Regions from separate parts of the Homo sapiens genome. Here region 2 is linked to region 1. Evidence: chromatin contacts called from ENCODE Hi-C or POLR2A ChIA-PET data. All regions are on one chromosome and are shown on one strand. Each heading gives the region's core, a stretch centred on a gene start or an enhancer-like site at or near the end of the contact. The rest is flanking DNA. Distances are from core to core; before and after follow the strand shown. Region 1 overlaps INSR (insulin receptor). Region 2 overlaps INSR (insulin receptor).

What was found. Hi-C counts contacts between places; a loop is a spot of excess contacts on that map. ChIA-PET counts read pairs that join two places held with the same protein, here RNA polymerase II (POLR2A). Pooled maps may share reads with other maps.
Region 2: a loop to region 1 is called in a pooled map, with 4 times the contacts of the local background. The contact joins two enhancer-like sites. A Hi-C loop is called at or near these places in 1 of 37 single-sample maps with no recorded cell type and 5 of 50 pooled maps. POLR2A ChIA-PET finds 5 or more read pairs at or near these places in 6 of 52 experiments (CD4-positive, alpha-beta T cell, GM12878, Panc1 and 3 more).

The regions. Positions count from the first base shown.
Region 1 is chr19:7,147,010-7,153,353 of GRCh38, reverse strand. INSR (insulin receptor) reads left to right here. Exons shown (of 22, transcript NM_000208.4): 10 at 427-628; 11 at 2,822-2,857. Among named protein-coding and RNA genes, the nearest start is that of ZNF557, 80 kb to the right of the region's middle. Within about 2 kb of position 4,098, at least 2 of the 41 ENCODE cell types and tissues checked have a DNase peak (open chromatin) inside an H3K27ac peak, as active enhancers do.
Region 2 is chr19:7,209,689-7,216,032 of GRCh38, reverse strand. The region is part of intron 2 of INSR (insulin receptor); the gene reads left to right. Among named protein-coding and RNA genes, the nearest start is that of INSR, 82 kb to the left of the region's middle. RefSeq lists enhancers at 2,375-2,920, 2,921-3,467. Within about 2 kb of position 1,657, at least 2 of the 41 ENCODE cell types and tissues checked have a DNase peak (open chromatin) inside an H3K27ac peak, as active enhancers do.

The DNA.
Region 1 (6,344 bases), core at 2,849-5,348:
TGGTCTGTGGTGTGTGGCGTGGGTGTGTGTGGTGTGTGTGTGATTTGTGTGGTGTGTGTGCGGTGTGTGGTGTGGTGTGTGAGGTGTGCATGTAGTGTGTGTGTGGTGCGTGTATGGTGTGTGTGTGGTGCGTGTGTGTGGTGTGTGGTGTGTGTGGTGTGTGTGTGGTTGTGTGTTTGTGGTGTGTGTATGTGTGGTGTGTTGTGTGGTGTGTGTGGTGTGTGGTGTGTGTGTGTGGTTGTGTGTTTGTGGTGTGTGTATGTGTGGTGTGTTGTGTGATGTGTGTGGTGTGTGTGTGTGGGGGGGTGTGTGGTGTGTGTGTGTGTGGTGTGTGTGTGTGGTGTGTGTGTGTGTGGGGTGTGTGTGTGTGTGTATGTGTGTTCAGCCGCAGAGACTTGAGCCCCCCTTTTCTGTTTCTTTCTCCAGGGCTGAAGCTGCCCTCGAGGACCTGGTCTCCACCATTCGAGTCTGAAGATTCTCAGAAGCACAACCAGAGTGAGTATGAGGATTCGGCCGGCGAATGCTGCTCCTGTCCAAAGACAGACTCTCAGATCCTGAAGGAGCTGGAGGAGTCCTCGTTTAGGAAGACGTTTGAGGATTACCTGCACAACGTGGTTTTCGTCCCCAGGTCAGGACTTGGCGCTGGGCTCTCTTAGTGGGTGCCAATTGGCTTGGTGTTGGTGGAAGGTCATTACTTAGGGACCGAGAGGTAGTGGGACCCAGAGACGGCAGAAGGGTGGGTGGAGTCTGAATGGAGCCCTTTCCTGGGTGGAGGAAGAGATCTTGCAGTTTCGAAATTTCGAGGGGAATTTTATCAGGAAGAGCAAATAATCGCACAAAAGGGGAAAAATGGACAAAACTCAGCATTTGCCTTTCTTACCTCTCCTGAGCTGGTCTCCACGTGAGTTCCAAAACAAACTCCGTTAGACGATTAACATTTTTTTTTTTCTCTCTCTCTCTTTTTTTTTTTTTTTTGACAGAGTCTCACTCTATCGTCCAGGCTGGAGTGCGGTGGTGCGATTTCAGCTCACCCTTTCCGGGTTCGAGTGATTCTTGTGCCTCAGCCTCCCAAGTAGCTGGGACTACAGGTGCGCAGCACCACGCCCAGCTAATTTTTATATTTTTAGTAGAGACGGGGTTTTGCCATGTTGGCTAGGCTGGTCTCTAACCCCTGACCTCAGGTGATCTGCCTGCCTCGGCCTCCCAGAGTGCTGGGATTATAGGTGTGAGCCACCGTGCCTGGCCGTGATTATTGAGGCTTTAGCTGAGCGCAGTGGTGTAAGCCTGTGGTCCCAGCTAGTTGGGAAGCCGAGGTGGTAGGGTTGCTTGAGGCCAGCCTGGGCAACATAATGAGACCCCATCGCTACCAAAAAAAAAAAAAAACAGTTTAAAAATTAGTCAGGCATGGTAATGCATGTCTGAACTCCTAGCCCATGGGGAGGCTGAGAAAGAAGGATCACAAGAGGCCAGGAGATGGAGGCTACGATAAGCGATGATGGCGCCACTGCGCTCCAGCCTGGGTGACAGAGTGAGACCCTGTCTCTAAAAAAAAATTAAAAGTATCTGTTCAGATGTTTACCAATGCTATTCATCCGAGCAGACTTTTCTCCCAGAACCACCAGTGTGTAAGAATCCTCTTTTTTTTTTTTCTTTTCTTTTTCTTTTTTTGTTGCATGTTTCCCCTATGACCCTGAGTCCAAAAGAATGTTCAGGGGGACAGCCAAGGCTTCAAAGTGGTTACTGTTTCACCTGTTACAAACAAAATGTTGGCTAGGCACAGTGGCTCACTCGTGTAATCCCAGCACTTTGGGAGGCCGAAGTGGGAGAATCAGTTGAGGCCAAAGGTGGAGACCAGCCTGAGCAACAGAGTGAGACCCTATCTCTACTAAAAAAGGAAAAAAAAAAAAAAAATAGCCAGACATGTTGGTGCATGCCTTGTAGTCCCAGCTACTCCGGAGGCTGAGGCGGGAGAATTGCTGGAGCACAGGAGTTGGAGGCTGCTGTGAGCTATGATGGCACCATTGCACTCCAGCCTGGGCAACAGAGCAAGACCCTGTCTCAAAAAGGAAGGAAGGGAAAAAAAGAAAGAAAGAAAGGAATGGAGGGAGGGAGGGAAAGAGGAAGGAAGGAAGAGAGAAAGAAAAAGAAAGAAAGAAAGAAAGAAAGAAAGAAAGAAAGAAAGAAAGAAAGAGAAAGAAAGAAAGGAAAGAGAGAAAGAAAGGACAGAGAAAGGAAGGGGGCAAGGGAGGGAGAGAGGAGGGAAGGAAGGAAGGAAAAAAGGAAAAGAAAGAAAAGAAAGAGAAAGAAAATGAAAAAAAGAAGGAAGGAAAGAGAAAGAAAGCAAATGAAGGAAGGAAAGAGGGAAAAAGAGAGAAAGAAAGTAAAAGAGGAAAGAAGGAAGGAAGGAGAGAGAGGGAGAGAGAAAAGAGAAAGAGAAAAGAAAAGGAGAAAGAGGAAAGAAACCAGAAAGAGAGAGAGAAAGAAGAAAGAAGGGAAAGAAAAGAAAAATTCTGCCAGACTTGGAGAAGTGGCTGAGTCAGTTGTGATGTCCACATGTAGTCACGTTTGACATCCCAGGGCCACCTCAGCAGGCCGTCTCTGGGGAGAATTTTCTCTGATTTCTTCCCCTTCCCTTGCTGGACCCCTGCACCTGCTGGGGAAGATGTAGCTCACTCCGTCTAGCAAGTGATGGGAGCGAGTGGTCCAGGGTCAAAGCCAGGGTGCCCTTACTCGGACACATGTGGCCTCCAAGTGTCAGAGCCCAGTGGTCTGTCTAATGAAGTTCCCTCTGTCCTCAAAGGCGTTGGTTTTGTTTCCACAGAAAAACCTCTTCAGGCACTGGTGCCGAGGACCCTAGGTATGACTCACCTGTGCGACCCCTGGTGCCTGCTCCGCGCAGGGCCGGCGGCGTGCCAGGCAGATGCCTCGGAGAACCCAGGGGTTTCTGTGGCTTTTTGCATGCGGCGGGCAGCTGTGCTGGAGAGCAGATGCTTCACCAATTCAGAAATCCAATGCCTTCACTCTGAAATGAAATCTGGGCATGAATGTGGGGAGAAACCTTCACTAACACACTCTTGCTAAAACATAGAATCATGGGAGTGCTTCCTGGGTACCCCCTCCCTGCCTTCTGTTTGCAGCCACTGTTTGCTCACTAAACATCTCTGCACCTCCCGCGTGCATTTGCAGAGGTGGGTGGGGGTCCCCGGAGTCTGAGCTCCCCGCGGCTGGGTGCCCCGACCCAGCAGCTCCTACACCATGAATGGAGGTTGATCTGGAAACAGAATATTTTCATGAAAGGGCGACAGGGTATGAACAAAAGAACACCGTGTCGCTCACTGAATTCCACGGAGGAGAGTCAGGGATCTCTTCCTTCCTTCCTTCCTTCCTTCCTTCCTTCCTTCCTTCCTTCCTTCCTTCTTTCTTTTTTTCCTTCTTTCTTTCTTTCCTTCTTTCTTTTCTTTTCTTTATTCCCTCCCTCTCTCCCTCCGTCCGTCCCTCCCTCCCTTCCTTCTTTCCTTCTTCTTTTTTTTTTGGATGGAATTTCACTCTTGTTGCCCAGGCTAGAGTGCAGTGGTGCGATCTCGGCTCTCCACAACCTCCACCTCCCGGGTTCAAGCAATTCTCCTGCCTCAGCCTCCTGAGTAGCTGGGATTACAGGCATGCGCCACCACGCCCGGCTAATTTTTGTACTTTTAGTAGAGACAGGGTTTCTCCATGTTGGTCAGGCTGGTCTCGATCTCCCGACCTCAGGCGATCCGCCCGCCTCGGCCTCCCAAAGTGCTGGAATTACAGGCGTGAGCCACCGCCCCTGGCCAGGGACGTTTCTTTTCAACTTGAGTCTTAAGAGAATGAAGCAGTATGGTCCTGGGAGAGAGAAAAAGCTTGGAGAACTTGGGAGAAAGGCAAGGAGATGTTTACCTGTCGTGGCTTTTGGGAGGAACAGGAGGTGAGACTAAAGAGGCAAGTTGGGACCACTTGGAGAGATTTTCTTCCTTTAGCAGAGTGTTTATTTATTTATTTTTTCCCAGGCACCTGTGTGGCCTGATCTGCCCTCTAGTGGCCATTTGCAATACTAACTGTAGCCAAGAAGGGTCTAAAAATGTACGGGCTTGGTCCAAAGCAGATCTCAATCTCAGTCCTGCTATTAATAATATTCGGGTGGCTCACGCCTGTAATCCCAGCACTTTGGGAGGCCGAGGCGGGCGGATCATGAGATCAGAAGATCGAGACCATCCTGGCTAACACGGTGAAACCCCGTCACTACTAAAAATACAAGAAATTAGCTGGGCGTGGTGACGCAGCTACCCCAGGCGGGGCAATCACTTGAGGCCAGGAGTTCGAGACCAGCCTGACCAAGATGGTGAAACCCCGTTACTACAAGAAACATAAAAATTAGCCGGGCGTGGTGACACACGCCTGTAGTCCCAGCTACTCGGGAGGCTGAGGCAGGAGAATGGCGTGAACCTGGGACGCGGAGCTTGCAGTGAGCCAAGATCGTGCCACTGCACTCCAGCCTGGGCCACAGAGCGAGACTCCGTCTCAAAAAAAATAAAAATAAAATAATATTTGGGGCCACAGCTGGACTTGGTAGCTCACGCCTGTAATCCCAACACTTTGAGAGGCCCAGGCGGGGCAATCACTTGAGGCCAGGAGTTCGAGACCAGCCTGACCAAGATGGTGAAACCCCGTTACTACAAGAAATATAAAAATTAGCCGGGCATGGTGACACACGCCTGTAGTCCCAGCTACTTGGGAGGCCGAGGCAGGAGAATCACTTGATTTCTGGAGGCGGAGGTTGCGGTGAGCCGAGATCTCGCCACTGCATTCCAGCCTGGGTGACAGAGCGAGACTCTGTCTCAAAAAAAAAAAAAAAAAAGAATAAATACATAATACTAATAATAATAATAAATAATATTTGGGGTCAGATTATTCTAGGGCACTGTCCAACAACACTGAGAAGCATCCCTGGCTTCCACTCATCTGATGCCAGTAGTGTGTCTTCCCCCTAAAGTAGTAATAACCAAAAATATCTTCAGACATTGCTAAATATCCCCCTGGGTGATGGGGTCAGAAGGACCCTTGGTTGAGATGACCAGGTTAGTGTGGGATTGCTGGATAATAAAATGCTGCCTAGGCCAGGTGCTGTGGCTCATGCCTGATGCCTGTAATCCCAGCACTTTGGGAGGCCCAGGCAGGCAGATCACCTGAGGTCAAGAGTTTGAAACCAGCCTGGGCAACATGGCGAAACCCCGTCTCTACTAAAAATACAAAAATTAGCCGGGCATGATGATGCACGCCTGTAATCCCAGCTACTTGGGAGGCTGAGGCAGGAGAATCGCTTGAACCCAGAAATTGGAAGTTACAGTGAGCCAAGATCACACCACTGCACTCCAGCCTGGGCAACAGAGCAAGACTCTGTCTCAAAAAAAAAAATCAGTTGATGCTTTGTCTTTTGCCACTTCATGGTCTTTTTGGTTATAATCTTTTTGGTATATAAACTCATTTGGCCTGTTTGATGAGCCCATTTTACATCTCTGGTTGTTGAGATACCAATTTCTCAGTAGTTACTCATGAAGCACCAACGTCTTGGTTATTTTCACGAGACCCATTTGTGCCTGTATAGAAATTATCTGAATCTTGCTAATACGGACATATCTTTGGCTTGATAAGTGGTGGAGCTGTTTTCTTTTCCATTCTACAATGTTGTTAGTCTTTTAATACAAAAAGACCATAAAGAGAATCTTAAGAAATGCCCCCAAAGTAGGATTTGTTTTCTGACCACACATTTTCTGATGACGCTGCAATAGAAACTAAAAGTTAATTTCAAAAGATTAAACAGAAAACTTCACTTCTTGGTGGTTAAAAGTTAAACACTTACAGGCTGGGCGCAGTGACTCACACCTGTAATCGCAGCACTTTGGGAGGCCCAGGCAGGCGGATCACCTGAGGTCAGGAGTTTGAGACCAGCCTGGCCAATATGGTGAAACCCCTTCTCTACTAAAAATACAAAAATTAGCCAGATGTGGTAACGTGCGCCTGTAGTCCCAGCTACTCAGGAGACTGAGGCAGAAGAATCACTTGAACCTGGGAGGTGGAGGTTGCAGTGAGCCGAGATCACGCCACTGCCCTCCAGCCTGGGCAACAGAGCGAGACTCTGTCTAAAAAAAAAAAAAGTTAAAAAGTTAAACACTTACATATCTATCGGGCCAAAGCAGAAATGGAAACTTCCATTGAAGTCCTTTTGGAAAATAATGAAAATGTGAATATCACATACCTTAACTTGTAGAATATTGTCAAAGCTTGGCTTTGATGTTACTTAGCAGACTTAAATGGATTGATAAATT
Region 2 (6,344 bases), core at 408-2,907, 65 kb before region 1:
TCTTCTTAGCCACTTTTCCCTCAGGTGAGACCATGAGATTAGGAACCTGTTTCAATTCCCGTCGGAATTTCCCAACAGAGCTGGGGCTTTGTGATTCGAATATGTTCAGAGAAGGAAGCAGAAGGAAGCAGAAATGAAGGATGTTATCAGAAAAGGAGACTCAGGGTTGGGTGTGGTGGCTCACGCCTGTAATCCCAGCACTTTGGGAGGCCAAGGTGAGTGGATCACCTGAGGTCAGGAGTTTGAGACCAGCCAGGCCAACATGGTAAAACCCTGTCTCTACTAAAAATTACAAAAATTAGCCAGGCGTGGTGGCATGCGCCTGTAATTCAAGCTACTCGGGAGACTGAGGCAGGAGAATCACTTGAACCCGGGAGGCGAAGGTTGCAGTGAGCCAAGATCATGCCACTGCACTCCAGCCTGGGTGACAGAGCAAGACTCCATCTCAAAAAAATAAATAAATAAATAAATAAATACAGGAAAAGGAAGCTCGGTAGTTTTCAGGGGCTGCTGGCGTTTCCAAGCTTTAGGCATTTTGCTTTGAGTCTTTTTCTGTCTTTCGAGTCATCCTGAAGTGGAACCGAGAGAGGACTGAGTGGGTGGAGGGGGTGGTGGTGGGGACGGCTGTCTGCTCTGCTGGAATTGAGAGTCTGGGAGATCATTGTGGTGTTTTTGGAGTGATTCTTAACCCCAGATATAGACAGTGACACAAGGGGCATAAATACGAGGAACAGTGACCTTCCCTGGTGTCCTTGTTTGAAGCATTTGACCATCTGGGCAAGGCCTGGGAGTGTCTGAACTGGCTGGTGCTTCCATGAACAAGCACAGACTCAGAGCCCATGGTCCTGGGTTCGAATCCTAGTTCTTCCACTTCTTTGCTGTATGACCTTTGTCTACAAAAAATAAAAATTTAGCCAGGCACAGTGGCGTGTGCCTGTAGCCCCAGCTACTCGGGAGGCTGAGGCAGGAAGATCCATTGAGCCCAGGGGTCGAGGCTGTAGTGAGCTATGATTGCACCACTGCACTCCAGCCTGGGCAACAGAAGCAGACCCTGAAGAAAGAAAGAAGCTGGGAAGACAGGGAAGAAGGAAGGAAGAAAGGAGGGAGGGAGAGGGGAAGGAAGGAAGGAAAAAAAAGGGAGGGAACAAGGAAGGAAGGAAGGAGGTGGGGACGGAGGGAAGAAGGAAGGAAGGAGGGAGGGAAGGAAGGAAAGGGAGGGAGGGGAGGGAGGAGGGAGGGAGGGAAGAAAAAAAGGGAAGGGAAGGAACTTTGGAACTACTGAACATCTCTGTTTCCTCATCTATAAAAAGAGGGATAAGTCATCATCATATCTTCCTCTATGGTCATTGAGTGGATGAAATAAGACAGCATTTGCAAATCCCCTAATGCATACCTGGCCCCTGATTTTGTTCCTTGGGCTGCAGCGATGATAGAGGTTTAAAACCTCCAAACGCTGTGTTGAAATCTCTCACGTGGACAACCAGCCCACCAGCAGAGAATGTCATTTTTCCATCCTGGGTAAACAGGGTAGAGAAGAATGAGGACCTCAGGCCAGGTTAGAGAGACCTCGCTTGGTGACCTTGGGAAGGCTTTTAACTTTTAACTTTAATGCTAACATCTGGTTCCCTCCAGTTAGGCAGTCGGCGGCCTAGCCGTCTTGTCTTGAAGTTTCTCTTGCCTTCCATCATGGGTTTATTTGTTCAGCAAATGTTTATGGAGGGCCAGCACAGGGGGGAATAAGAACTAGAGTTCTGGGAGGACGTGTGAAGAAACAAGTTCCGAGCCCCAGGGAGGAAAGAGGTCATTGCCTCCCTCTGGGGAAAATGTCTCTTCTCATACCTGGTTCACTTCTTAAATGGAATTTCCCCCTTCAGATGAGTAAGGCGTTTAATCACAAAGAGAAAACACCTTCATCACATAGCCATCCTTAAAAGGCATTTATTGTGAAGCTGGTTCATAGACTTCTCGCCCAGGTTGCTAACAGCCAACCTGTCTGGGTTTTGGGAAGTTAAAGTGTCTGTATCCCATTTCCTTTTTTTTTTTGAGACAAAGTCTTGCCCTGTCACCTAGCCTGGAGTGCAATGGCACAATCTCTGCTCACTGAAACCTCTGCCTCCCGGGTTCAAGCGATTCTCCTGCCTCAGCCCTCCCGCGTAGCTGAGATTGCAGGCGTGCACCACCACGCCTGGCTAATTTTTTGTATCTTTACTAGAGATGGGGTTTCACCATGTTGGTCAGGCTGGTCTCGAACTCCTGACTTCGTGACTCACCAGCCTCAGCCTCCCAAAGGGCTGGGATGACAGGCGTGAGCCACTGTGCCCAGCCAGTTCTGACTTTTTAACTTGTGATTTGACTTTTCCTGTCTGAAGTCTTTCTCTGCTGGACGTGAGTTGTTGAAGGTGTTGCTTTTCTTTGTAGACAATTAGAGGCGCTCATGCACTGGGCTATGGACAATAATACTTTGAAGATGTGCAAATGATTTGCAACCTTTGTTGCATAAATTATCCCTCTGAGATGCTGTTTGGCTTGATAAATAAAGGACCTGCAAGAGAGAATTTATCTTGAGCATTCCTTGGGGGAGAGAAGCAAAGGGGAAGTGAATGCTGCATAATAATTCTTTGCATACTTTATGGAGGGTGGGTTCCTGCAGTGCCCTGTAGGGTTTTTTGTTTGTTTTTTTTTTTTTTTTTTGAGATGGAGTCGCTCTGTAGCCCAGGCTGGAGTGCAATGGTGCGATCTTGGCTCACTGCAACCTCCGCCTCCCGGGTTCAAGCGATTCTCCTGCCTCAGCCTGCCAAGTAGCTGGGACTACAGACGTGCTCCACCACGCCCAGCTAATTTTTGTATTTTTAGTAGAGACAGGGTTTCACCGTGTTAGCCAGGATGGTCTCGATCTCCTGACCTCGTGATCCGCCCACTTCGGCCTCCCAAAGTGCTGGGATTACAGGCGTGAGCCACCGCGCCCGGCCCCCTGTAGTGGTTTAAAGCATCTTCACTGTTATTCTAAGCCTCACATTTTAAACAGAGCTGAAAAAGGACTCTAATTGCTGGCCTGGGATCCTTGTGTGCTGTAGGAATTCACTGAGGGGGCGGGGCTGGAGAGGGCTGCTAGAGGGTGGTACAGAAGCAGATGGAACTTTCTCTCTGGCTGGACACAGTAGCTCACACCTGTAATCCCAGCACTTTGGGAGGCTGAGGTTGGTGGATCACCTGAGGTCAGGAGTTCGAGACCAGCCTGGCCAACATGGTGAAGCCCCGTCTTTACTAAAAATACAAAAAATTAGCAGGACGTGGGGGTGGGTGCCTGTAGTCCCAACTACTTGGGAGGCTGAGGCAGGAGAATCGCTTGAACCCGGGAGGTAGAGCTTGCAGTGAGCCGAGATCATGCCATTGCACTCCAGCCTGGGCAACAAGAGTGAAACTCCATCTCAAAAAAACCCAAAAATAAATTTAAAGAAAAATTTTCTCTCTGATTCTGCCTGCCTGCCTGCTAGACTGGAAGCACCATGAGGTCAAGGTCCACGATGTCTTGTCGCTATTGAAGCGCCTCCAAAACATGGCAGACCCTCAGCAAATCTTGGACAGATGAATGGGCATTCGATTCAACATGTGTCTGCTAGGTGGGAGCTGAGCGGGAATCGCAGGGCTTGGGTCCCGGGGATGATGGGGAATGGCAGTGTGACTGTGGGGAAGCCAGGGGAATGGGGTGCTGGAGCCCCCAAAGCTATAAATCAGGGCCTGATGAACAGACAGACAGATGGACCAACTTAACCATTTCAGCCCCATCGGCTTTGATGATTTCCCTCTGGCTCTGGCAAGAGTCTCGCTCACCAAGTGGTTCTCACCCTAGGGTGGGTCTGGATATTTCTGGGGACATCTGTGGTTGTCACACGTCGGGGTGGGGGGAGATGCTCCTGACATGGAGTGGGTGGAGGCCAGGGATACTGCTCAGCACCCTGCAATGTACAAGACGGCCCCTCCCCAGATGAAGATCCGACTCTGAATACCACCAGTCCTGAGGCTGAGAAACCCTACTTTAAGATAACAGTGATGGGGGAATTATCCACCCCAGAGTCTGAGTCTGTGACTTGGGAAACGGCCCCGGCATTACCAGGTGTTGAATTCGTGAGAATACAAGGAGAAGGCGTGTAGCCCGTGACCCAGTCCTGCCCCAGACAAACCGATATTCCCTCCAAAGCTCTATTTGGCAGAAGAAGTGTTTTCGTTCCCTCTTGCCTGTGGTATCTCCCCTGATAAGCGTTGTGGATTGTTCCAGACCGTGTTGACGGGGACAGCTTCCTTCTCCGCGGCTGCCGGCCCTGACCCTGCAGCTTTCAGTCTGTGGGAGTAGAGTCAGCTGTTGAGCAGTTTACTCTGTCCCTGTGTCAATGGGATTGTGCATGTTTTGGTTCCTGAGGGGTCATTGATGGTGCACTTTTCTTTTGTTGTTAGTCAATTTAATTTGTTACTAATAATAAAATCTGGAACTTACCTGACCCCAAAGGCCCAGGTCGTTAAGAATGCTTGGTGGAATGCACGTCCTTTTCAAATACCGGCTCCTTTGGAAAACACAGAGGATGGAGTGAAATCCTTACCTGGATTGTACTGGCAGTGGGATGACAGCGTCACCTCCTGAAAATGGAATGTAGCTTATTGCTAAATAAGACAGCGCAGTGCCTCCCTCGCACCTGTCATCTTGGTGCTTAGAGAGGCCAAGGTGGGAGGAATTCTCGAGGCCAGGAGTTCAAAACCAGCCTGGGCAATACAGAAAGAGCCTATTTCTACTACAAATATAAAAATTAGCTGGGCATGGTGACATGCACCTGTAGTCGCAGCTACATGGGAGGCTGAGGTGGGAGAATCGCTTAAGCCCAGGAAGTCGAGGCTGCAGTGAGCTGTGACTTGCTACTGCACTCCAGCCCATGCAGCTGAGCGAGATCCTCTTTCAAACAAACCAGCCAACTAACAAGCAGGCCCCAAGGGGACAATTTTTCTGGAATTACCTGATTGTATCAAGAACAGTTTGATCAACACCTGTAATCCCAGTACTTTGGGAGGACGGATCACTTGAGGTCAGGAGTTAGAGACCAGCCTCGCCAACATGGTGAAACCCTGTCTCTACTAAAAATATAATAATTAGCTGGGCATGGTGGTGGGTGGCTGTAATCCCAGCTACTTGGGAGGCAGAGGCAGGAGAATTGCTTGAAACCGCGAGGCAGAGGCTGCAGTGAGCTGAGACTGTACCACTGCACTCCAGCCTGGGCCACAGAGTAAGACTCTGTCTCTCTCTGTCTCTCTGTCTCTGTCTCTCTCTCTCCATATATACATATATATTTATATATATAACTTATCTTGAAGACGGTTTTGGCACGCCTTAACTTTTATGCCAGAGGCCAGTGCCTTGCTTGTGTCACCCTGGTTCCAAGAATCTGCATAGTTTTTCCCAGCCCATTCTACAGACAGGGAAACTGAGGACCAGGCACACTAGGTTCCCCTCCAGGAGTCGCACAGCGAGGAGAAAGTGGAGCCATGACTTGATGCCAAACACTGAGACTCCAGAACCCATATTTTCTCAGCTCTTAGGTTTTTGTCAATTTCCTAAATTTGTGTGTGTTTTAGTGGGGCTGAGTTTCTCCTGTTAATTTGTTTATGGAGAGGAGACACTCTTGTTTACTTTTTTTTTTTTTTTTTTGAGACAGAGTCTCTGTTGACCAGGCTGCAGTGCAATGGCTCAATCTCGGCTCACTGCAACCTCCACCTCCTGGGTTCAAGCGATTCTCCTGCCTCAGCTTCCCGAGCAACTGGGATTACAGTCACACACCACCACACCTGACTAATTTTTGTATTTTTAGTAGAGATGGGGTTTTCCCATGTTGATCAGGCTGGTCTCAAACTCCTGACCTCAGGTGATCCACCCGCCTCGGCCTCCTAAAGTGCTGAGATTACGGGTGTGAGCCACTGCGCCTGGCTCTTGGCGTTCTCCCTTAGTAATACTTCTTGGGGGTCATTTTGAATCTCTGTTTCTTCTGTGGTCACGTTCATTTGGAATTTACTTATTCAACCCACAACCAATAGACATTTCCAGCCCTTTGTTAGTATAAACAGAACTTCTCTTTGACTTTCACAGCGTTTTTGTTCTGGAGGTGCTATCCTTGATTGCTAAGACACCCACGACATTGCTCTTGGAATTGGAGTAGGGTGGATGAAATAGTATTCAAAGATGGGGGTGGTGCAAATGTTCTGTATTTCAACCTGTACATTAGTCAAGTGTTATTTTTACCCTCATGTACATCTATTATGGAATAAAATACATGACTTTGGCCAGGCGTCATGGCTCACACCTG